2 separate regions of the Homo sapiens genome follow, and region 1 is linked to region 2. Evidence: chromatin loops called from intact Hi-C (ENCODE). Cell type or tissue: natural killer cell. All regions are shown on one strand.

Region 1 (5,000 bases), 940 kb before region 2:
AGTAATGATTTACTACAAATAGCTCAAATACACATTTCAAAATTAAAATTACAGAAATAAAACATTTTCCCACAACTTCAGACATAAATAGAAATTGCAGTGTTTTTCAATACACTACCAAAGTTTAGAAAATACCCCAAGAATTTAAGAAATATTGGAGAATACTTTGGTTTATTTATTTTGCTTTAAGTAATCAAATCAGCTAAAATTTAATATCAAACAATCATTTTATTCCGAAGTGCTAAAAACTAGGAGTAGAATTAAAAATTCCTTAAGATTTCTTAAATTCACAGATTCACATTTTTTCATGGCTTAATGAATTCAGGGGCTATGACTCTTCCTAATTAAGATGGTGCTTACCATGATATAATAGATACTCATTTCCCTTTTTTCTCTCTGAATTTCAAAAATAACTATGCAATCTATAAGAACTGTTAGGCCATACTGTGAACAGCTTTAAATGATTAAAACTGAAAGTTTATGAGTGCTTTCAAAAATTGTATTTAAAAAAAAAAAAGTACTATGCATTCTTATGTAAAAGTCTCCAGGAATTTTGTTGGTTGGCGGGGAAATTCAAACTTGGGAAGACATTTTCAGAAATGAGTGTTTCTCAAAAATCACATTTGTACTTAACACTGCCCATCAGCCATTCTGAGTCATTACTTGTATAGCTGCCTGGCACAGCTCCATGCACGTTTATGCATCTTTACAGTGTTTCTCAACAGACTGCCATATTTTGTTTACTGACAGCAACTAAAAGCTCTATGTGGGATGATAAATAAAGAACATCATGTTTAAAAATCACTAATATCATTTTAAAAGGTAGTGCAGCCTTGTGTTTTGGCCTCTCCTTAGCTGTGTTAGGCCTATGAATGACAGCTTCCCTGCTTGAAGCACACAGAAAGCACAGCCTTCCTCATTCACTGACAGGACTGTGGCCTTTTCACACGTTCCTTCCACAGCAGTGTTTGTCCCCAAACACTAGAACTCGACACAATGGCATTCCTACTTCAACACCCCCACCAACAGCACCACTACATAACAAGAATGCTAATGAGATGGAACGGCCCTGTCGCTGAAAGTGTTAACTACATTTCATAGGAATGCGTTTATGCAATTGCAAAGATTACCAATTAAATAGATTCTGCTTAGCTCCAAGCAATTTCCAAGATGCTTCCACTTTTAAGGAAATAAATGTGATAAATGTATGTCTAAGTGACTTTGTGCTGTTCTAAATAAAATATCTCATTTTAATACACACGAATCAGTATATATTTAAGACCACCCTAATGTAGTGTGCTTAAATCAGTTGCATGCTATAACAGCCAAGCTAAAGTTAAAAATTGAAAAATGAGTAAGTTTGTAAACATAAAACCAGTAGCCCTGACTTTTCTTTTAAAGCTATATTATCGCAATTTATTTAAAATAAATTTCCTTTGGGAATGACAAAATTTAAAGCTTATATTTCGACAGACATCAAGATAATATTGTTGTTTTTATATGTGGTCTCAAAAGTGAAATAAATTGAAATAATATCAAGAATAATCTAATCATACGATTTATAAACTTTAATTTGTTAAGGAAATAGGAATCATCATCTACCTCCATTTCACCTATCTAAAGATTCTTTAAAACAATCTTATATAAAACTAAATAGAAAAGGCTATACCAAAGGTCAAATGAAGTAAGTGTAGTTGAAACAAAGTTCATTAATTCTTAAGAAGGATATTTGCTAGGAAATCCCACTCACAAATAAAGATATTGTCAGGCTTAACACCTAAGCACTGATGGTCTGTTAAGGGTATGACTACAGGGACTTCTCTAAACATTCAAATAATTTTAAATTAAGTCTTAATATAACACTACAAAAGAAGAAAACCTCAAGCATACATAAAATAGAGCACATCTAAAGCAACAGAAATTTACATAAAAATACATAATGAGCAAACTTCTGCTTATTTTTCTTCATTTTTATATTTCCAAATAAAACTTAAGTATCATATTAAAACTGCTGAATGTAAAGCTATGAATTATTACAACTTAGTGGAAGAAAAAAGCTTTAGGAGAAATGGCAAAGAGCATAGGTTTCAAAATATTCTTAAATTTCATATAATGTTGAAATCTTTACAGACTGCCCAAACAGACAATCACAGAGACACTAAAATGTTAAATTTTGTTCATAATTTAATATTTAATAAAATATATTTTTCATCAATTTTGAGTCATAAAGAATTTTTTAATGAAAGCAGTAAGTAATTCTGAAAGTATTTTTTTCTTACAATGCACAGAGCTCTTTTAAATCTAGTATAGCAATTTATACTTCTTTAAATTTTACATGTTTAAGACAGTGGAAGAAAAACATGCCATTATTTCTGGGATGTTTCTTATTTCTAACATCCTTACTTGAAATAAAACTTAGAAAATGTTTAAGCTTGTCTTTAGATTTTATTTAAACAGTGCTTTTCCTGAATTGGAGAATTGTCTCATTATTTCTTCTAACATTAAATAATTTTAAATTTCAATAAGTGGAATCAAACCACATTAATTCCAAAAAATTATTGTAATGCAATTAATCATGATCCATTTTATAATATCATGATATCTTAAAACTTAAATAATATTTCAACTACAATAATTTAATCTAAATGCAATAAAATATTTTATACTAGTTTCTATATATAATGGCTTAATAAAGAACATTCGTTTGGATTTTTCTTTCTTTCATTGTATTATTATGAATAGTCTTATCTATGATAATTATAATCCTGTTTCTGGATTTGCTGAATATAACGAGACAAACCAAACACATTTTGCGAAGTTTTCTTGGGAAGATGTTTTTTGCTAGTTCTGGATACCTTAGTACAACACTTTATTCCAAAGTCAATACAAGTTGTTCTTTTCCAAACTCGACAGCAGGAGGTGCTGTGTGAACACTAAGACTGATAGCCCATTCCCACCTCCCCTTCCTCTCTGCAAGCAGAGAATAATATAGCATGATGCTTTCAAAATATTCATTTTTCAGCAGTCTGTGGTCTCGGATAATGAGCCCAGTTCTAAACTGGAACCTCCCAGTTCAAAATATAAAACCTAGTCCTCATTTAGCTTGGTAAAAACATGTGCTTCGATTCTTAAAACCAAGTACAAAGAGGATTTTTTAAATGTGGCAATTCCATTTTTATGTTATAAATGGCATCAGTTATTCTGCTTTACAAATGTGAATCCTACTTTAAGATAAATCAAAAGTCCCTATACATGATTATAAAAATACCAGCCTTTACCCACACACATACAAACATGAAATAAATACACAGGAATTAAAGGACAAAATCCGGTTTAACCTGATTCAAATAAACTAACTCTGTTTCTATACTTTTGACTCCTGAAACAGACAAGTTAAATAAGGATAAATGAAGTAAGCTACTCTTGACATGAAGTTGATTCACGATTTCATTTTTCAGAATGTGATTTGTTGTATTCTAGCCCCCATAAATCTGATTTTATGCTGGAAAAAAATAGAATGCTAAACATTTCAACCTTCAAATGACTTAGGAGCTATTTATTCTCTTATTTAAAGTAATTGTCTATAGAATTTCCATGTAAGAAGCTGCCTTCACTTTGCCCAGTATGCGCTGCAAGAAAAGATGAGACATATGACATCTTATACCAAAAGACAGATACAATTAGCTCCATTATTGTTGGCTTTGAGATTACAGAAACAGCATTTTTGGCTCCCTAACAGGCACTGAGCTCACAAAATACATGTCACAGTTCTTTTATGACACAAAGCCAATCATTGCCTCTATACAACCAAGTATATTTTTAAAACATATAATAAAGAAATTTTTAAAGAGGGATGACTCACCTGTTTATAATATTTTTTTGCAGACTTTAATCGTTGGTACAGGGCCAAAAGAACTCCTTGGATGTACATCTTAGCTCCTGAGGGGCTGAAACCTTCTCCCTTAGAGACCCAAAGTAGTCCTCGCAAAGGTGTGATGGAATTTTGCAGGCATTTTTCAAGCAGAGGAACTATGCAAGAAAAGAAGGGAAAAAAATTCTTTTGACCCAACCCAACCGAAATACACTGCCTGGAACACAGCCCCAATACCAGAGCTAACTCTTAACATCTATTATTTATAACTGACCTGGGTTAAGTCTTAGAGAGGCAATTCCTGCGTTACTAGTGGCCACCATGAAGGATGTATTTATATTGAGACACCCCCCATGCAAGACTCATAAGCTTTGTGAGCACACCTGAATAGTTCTGAAGTGTGCCTAACTAGCTGCACAGAGTGTCATGGTGTGCACTGATTGCCTTATCTTCTCATTTATCACAGATGAGTTGGAACCAACCTTGCTGAAACCTACTTGCATTGTCCTGATAAAACTGTAAGATCCATGTTGTTTCTGTACATAGCTTCTTGTAGAGCACTCTATATACCTAAAACATCGCATCTGGAAATTATTCATAAAATATAATCCACACCTTTATAAACCATCCTATTTCATGATTTTTGTTGCATTCCTTAAGTAACCCATACAACAGCGTGGCAAGACTGTTTAAAAACAGGGGGCAGAATCTTAAACAAGCATTTTATCATACCTTTCTTTTTTCAGTTTCTGGAATATGAAACAGTCAAGGATTTAGGAATGCTATTCCAGCATGCGTTTTGTAAATAGATAAAAGATATTTACTTATGGGTATGTACTGCAACATCCATAAGGAGTTGACAAACATGTTTATACACTTTTTCACACGATTAGTTAATAAAGTCTTTCTAGTGTAAAATAGTCCAATAACATGGCAGCTAGCTAACATTTTTCAAGATTTAATTTTCCTCTGAAAAGCCAGAAATCAAGAAATAAAAATGGCACACTTGGGAATCCAGAAAAAGTAAATGATATTTTTCTTTACTTGGTCATTATTTAAGTATATACATGTGACACAAACTTAAACATGCAAAATAACTATAGGTATTGGCTACCTTATTCTGATACAC
Region 2 (5,000 bases):
CACCCAGCTAATTTTTATTTATTTATTTATTTATTTATTTATTTATTTAGTAGACACAGGATCTCCCTATGTTGCCCAGGCTGGTCTTGAACTCCTGGGCTTGAGAGATGTTCCTGCTTCAATTTCCCAAAGTGTTGAGATTACAGGCATAAGCCAGCAAGGCCAGCCTTAAACCAGAGGTTTTAAATTTGCCTCTATCTCTCTCTTTTACTCTTTTAGCAGTGGAACCCTCTTTTCCAAATTAGATCTTAAGTGGAGCCCCAAAAAGGCAGAGCGTTCTGGTAGAAGCAGGGGCAGAGCCCCCAGCCCCTTGGCCACACCCTCCAGGTTCTGGTCCCTACCCCATTGCTGGAAAACCACTGCCCTTGAGGAATATTCACTATTAACTATTAGCAATCGAAAGTATTTTGAAAATAAAGCCCCATGCTATTACTGAAAACATGAATAAGAAGATTAGAAGACAGCCAAACAATGCCCTTCAAAATGTCTGTCCACCTCCTTTTCTTTTTTCTTTCCTTTTTTTTTTTTTTGTTTGAGACGGACTCTCTATCTGTCGCCCAGGCTGGAGTGCAGTGGTACGATCTCGGCTCACTACAACCTCCGCCTTCCGGGTTCACACCATTCTCCTGCCTCAGCCTCCCAAGTAACTGGGACTACAGGCGCCCGCCACCACGCCCAGCTAATTTTTTGTATTTTTAGTAGAGACGGGGTTTCACCATGTTAGCCAGGATGGTCTCTATCTCCTGACCTCGTGATCTGCCTGCCTCGGCCTCCCAAAGTGCTGGGATTACAGGCGTGAGTCACCGCGCCCAGCCCTTTTTCTTTTTTCTTTTCTTTTCTTTTTTTTTTTTTTTTTTTTGAGACAGGGTCTCATTCTGTCACCCAGGCTGGAGTGCAGAGGTACAATGGTGGTTCACAGCAGCCTGACTGCCTCAGCTCAGGTGATTCTCCTACCTCAGTCTCCCAGGGTAGCTGGGACTACAGGTATGTACCACTATGCCCGGCTAATTTTTTGTATTTTCTATAGAAACAGGGTTTCACCATGTTGCCCAGGCTGAACTCGAACTCCTGGGCTCAAGCAGTCTGCCCACCTTGGCATCCCAAAGTGCTAGGATTACGGACATGAGCCACCATGCCTGGCCTGACTCCCACCTCTTTAAACACAATTTTTTTTGCAACCTGGTATTCTTTAAGTTTTCCTTGCAATGACTCCTATTTCATTTGTCATATCACCCATTTTCTCCTTGTCTGATACTCATGGCTACTTATCTTTAAAAGTGGTATCTTATGTCCATTTCGTGACTCACCCCTACACACACTAACATGCATGCACACATACACACAATTAAGAGCTACCTAAAAGTATAAATTTCTTAAAACCATTCTACAAAAATGAAAAATGAGCTATAGATCCACTGGTAAGAATCCTTTTGAATCTCCCAACAATCTCTACCACCAGTCACATTGCCAAAAATGACCACAGACAATTGTCCCCATCTGACTAATGTCCTCATCGTCAAGAATGGGATTTGCTGGCAGGTTTGGATCTGACATGAGTTGCAACACCCTGATCAGCTCGTGGGGCCTAGGCCCTGTTTTAATTCAGAGCTGGTATTCCTGCAGGATTCCCCACTACCTTCCCCTTCACTCTGCCGGTTTCATTAGGCAATTCTTCCCGATCTAAACACTCACTGTATGGTAGGTTGCAAAGCCACAGTCCCTACCCCCAGCCCCAGAGAGGCCCAGAGGGAAAGTCAGCAGGTACAATTATAGCTTTCACATGTCCTTCTGGAAAGAGGAGTTAAGTGTTATTTTATATATTTTTCTCAGCACCGTGTCAGTGATTTTCTCGGGAAGCACAAGGCTCCTGCTCCCCCCGCCCACATACAATGAAAATTTTATGGAAAAGTTATCCAGAGGAAGGATGGCAACGTTTTGTTTTGTTTTTTCCTGAAAGCCATGTGGGCTATTTTCTACTGCATACTACTGTCAAGAGCGGAATCACAAATAAATCTAAGAAGCAAGGAGAGGGGTATAAAATATAAACAAGGAAGGAAAGAAAGAAGGGAGTTAGCGAAATAAAGAGAGCTCCACATTTATTAAGAAAAAAAAGAATAAATTGGTTTTTTTTTACAAGCGACAGAAATTGGCCTACAAAGGGCCTTTCCTACTTGCATCCCCAAAACCAACCCGCCAAGCTATGGGCATTCATGGCTCTCTTGTGCCCTCTAGTGGGCAAAGGTGGTCCATGTTTTTTCCTTGAGTGACAGCCAGAGTCTCTCATGCACTTGTCGGCCTTCTTATTACATCATGAATTTTGATAAGCCCATTAGCCAGCCAGGCAGCCAGGAGGAGGATGTCTTTCTCACTTGATGACTACACAATGAGGAGTAATATATTTTAATTTAAACACCATAAACCTATTGAGTGCTTAATTAACTTTAACCGTCTTTAGGGGAATGAAGCCAATTTGAGGGGGTCAAAAGGAGTTGTTTCAATATCAAACAGTTTTACATAGTCAATCCATTCATTCGGCCTACAGCTACTGATTAACACACAAAATTAACATGTTAGTAAAAATTCATATTCAGGCCTCTGGGGAAATTAAGATGCGCATGCACAGGGCATGATTAGCACAGCTATTGTTTTCTCCCAACAATATAATTTAATGGGTTTTTAGAATTACAGAAAGAGAGACTCGGTGCTGGTTTGAATTGATTATTTACCACAAAGCTTTGAAATATAGAAAAGATAGAAAACATCTCAAGCCAAAAAGGCCAGCGAACAGAGGCGGATGGGCTCAGAGCGAGTGTATCTCACTAAGGAGGTTGGCGGGATGAACTGATGGAGAGGCAGGCTGGGCATCCCAACTCGACATGAGCCAGGGCCAACGGGACCAAAGAGAGGATTTCTGGCTGCCTGGAAAAGCACAGTAAGGGCTGCCTGCCCAGGGAGGAGGAAATTATTTCATTTAATATGTAATCATATTATACATACAGTCTATTTCCCAGAAGTATCTAAGGCAGATTATGTTATTTAAACATACTAAAAATAATAAATTTTTAAAAGAATTTTTTTTAAAAAAAAAAAGATAGGGAGTCAATGAGAAAGAACAAAGAGCAACTGAGTAAGGCAGTTACCACATTCGCAAAGCAAATTTAGTTCTGAGCTTCCTGGCAGCCAAGGAAAAAGTGCCAAGTACACTAGGATATATGGTTCTCATTACCTGTTGCCTTCAAAGGGATGTATAAGTTTGACTGAATAGATGTGTTTCCTTCCTCATGCTAAATTTGAGAGCAACTGATTGTGTAGTTACTTACAGAAAGGTCACTGAGTAAAAGGACTGTCAATGTGTTTGTCTGTTTATTTATTTATTTATTTATTCTAAGACAGGGTCTTGCTCTGTCACCCAGGCTGGAGTGCAGTGGCATGATCTCAGCTCACTGCAGCCTCCGCCTCTTGGATTCAAGCAATTCTCATGCCTCAGCTTTCCGGGTAGCTGGGACTACAGGTGCCTGCCACCATGCCCAGCTAATTTTTGTATTTTTAGTAGAGATTGGGTTTCGTTATGTTGGACAGGCTGGTCTTGAACTCCTGGCTTCGAGTGACCCACCCTTCTTGGCCTCCCAAAGTGCTGGGATTACAGGCGTGAGCCAACACACCCACCCCTGTCAATGTGTTTAATGACAGCTTAGCAAAATATACAGAAATGTTCTTTAGAGCTTCTTTTGTCAGCACTCCATAACAGGCAAGCACAGAGGTTCAAGTTGAAACTCAAGAAAGCCATTTCTGTAGGGAGGTAAAATAATACTGTCTAGATATATATTTTTTGATAATCCTTCTTCAATCCCTATGGTAATGGTAATTTTAGGACCCAGACAATCAGGAAGCAAAGAGGACTTGGTCTCAAGATGGAATTCACAGGACTTGTACAAGAACCTCATAACTGGCCTGGTTGCCTTCAGTCTCTCCCTCTGTCCAAACCATCTATACATGGCCAAGAAGTGAATCCTCCTGTAACATTTACTTTAATTTCCCTGTATCTGCTCAAAGATCCTCCAATGCCTCCTCTCTCCCCACATGATCTATTTTCAGCCTCATCTCCCAACACCCCTGACACACCCTGCAGCCAACCATGAAGGTCTTTCCTCATGCCCTCCACATGCCTTGTTTAATCCCACCTCTGTTGCTCATGCCACCCCCCCATCCCACTCTGACCTACTTTTCCTCTGCTTTTCCACTTCTTCGAATCCTCCTTCCTCCTCCAAAATTTTCCCCTTCTTCTCAAAGACTAATTTTTCTATCTCAGCTACCTTTTTGTTGCTCCTGAGAAATAGCTTTTAAATTGCCTACAAGGTCATGTTCCTCCTCCTTAACATAGTAACCCAGACCCTCCAGGCTGTGGAACTCCCCCTTTTCCCCAGATTCTCCACCGATGTTCAGCCCTCCATGCTCTGTCCTTTGCCCACCCGTCCGCCTTGCTGTCTAGCCTCTGCTTTCGACCTGGCAAACTCCTTCCCAAGACTCAGTGCGCCTTAGACTTCTGGGAAGCTGTGTGCTGCCAGAGTGAGGCTCCTTCTGCCCTCTGCTCCCAAAGGCCCCTGCACACACCTCTTCCCTAAGCAGCCACAGTTTCCTGTGAATGTTGAGGTCAGCTTCTCCTCTGCCAGCTCCTTGGTAACAGGTGGGATGTTTTAGTGGCTTTTTCTTTTCTTAAATCTCCTGCGGCTGCTGGTGCGTGGCACTTAATAGGACTCGGCAGATGCCACAGAACTACTTCATCGGCTGATCCTCCACCAGCAGCACACCCACCAGGCTCACAGCGCCTGCGTGCCAGGGTGCCTGGGCTCCACTTCTCTGCATGCCTTCATGTGCCTCCTCAGCTGCCTACTGTTGTAGGAAGAACCTTCACTTCTCTGTGTCTGTCCACCTGGCTACCCACTCTCCAATCCCTTATCTCTTCTCTTGATGGCTTTTATTCGCCAAAAAAGCCTGGCAAA

What was found. Peaks named below come from ENCODE experiments on the same cell type or tissue, not always from the same donor. Only the 100,000 strongest peaks of a DNase experiment are listed, where the experiment ranks them.
Region 1: it touches region 2 in a loop (5-fold over the local background); 47 of 110 quality-filtered maps call a loop at or near these places.

Annotation. Positions count from the first base shown.
Region 1 is chr11:31,237,588-31,242,587 of GRCh38, forward strand. It overlaps DCDC1 (doublecortin domain containing 1), which reads right to left. Exons shown (of 39, transcript NM_001387274.1): 9 at 3,863-4,029. Among named protein-coding and RNA genes, the nearest start is that of DCDC1, 130 kb to the right of the region's middle. In natural killer cell, no CTCF peak of the experiment used is centred here; a DNase peak (open chromatin) is centred at 2,934.
Region 2 is chr11:32,174,164-32,179,163 of GRCh38, forward strand. No RefSeq gene overlaps it. Among named protein-coding and RNA genes, the nearest start is that of SNORA88, 33 kb to the left of the region's middle. RefSeq lists enhancers at 1,327-3,276, 1,781-3,025. In natural killer cell, CTCF peaks have their summits at 2,200 (motif pointing left) and 2,399; a DNase peak (open chromatin) is centred at 2,218.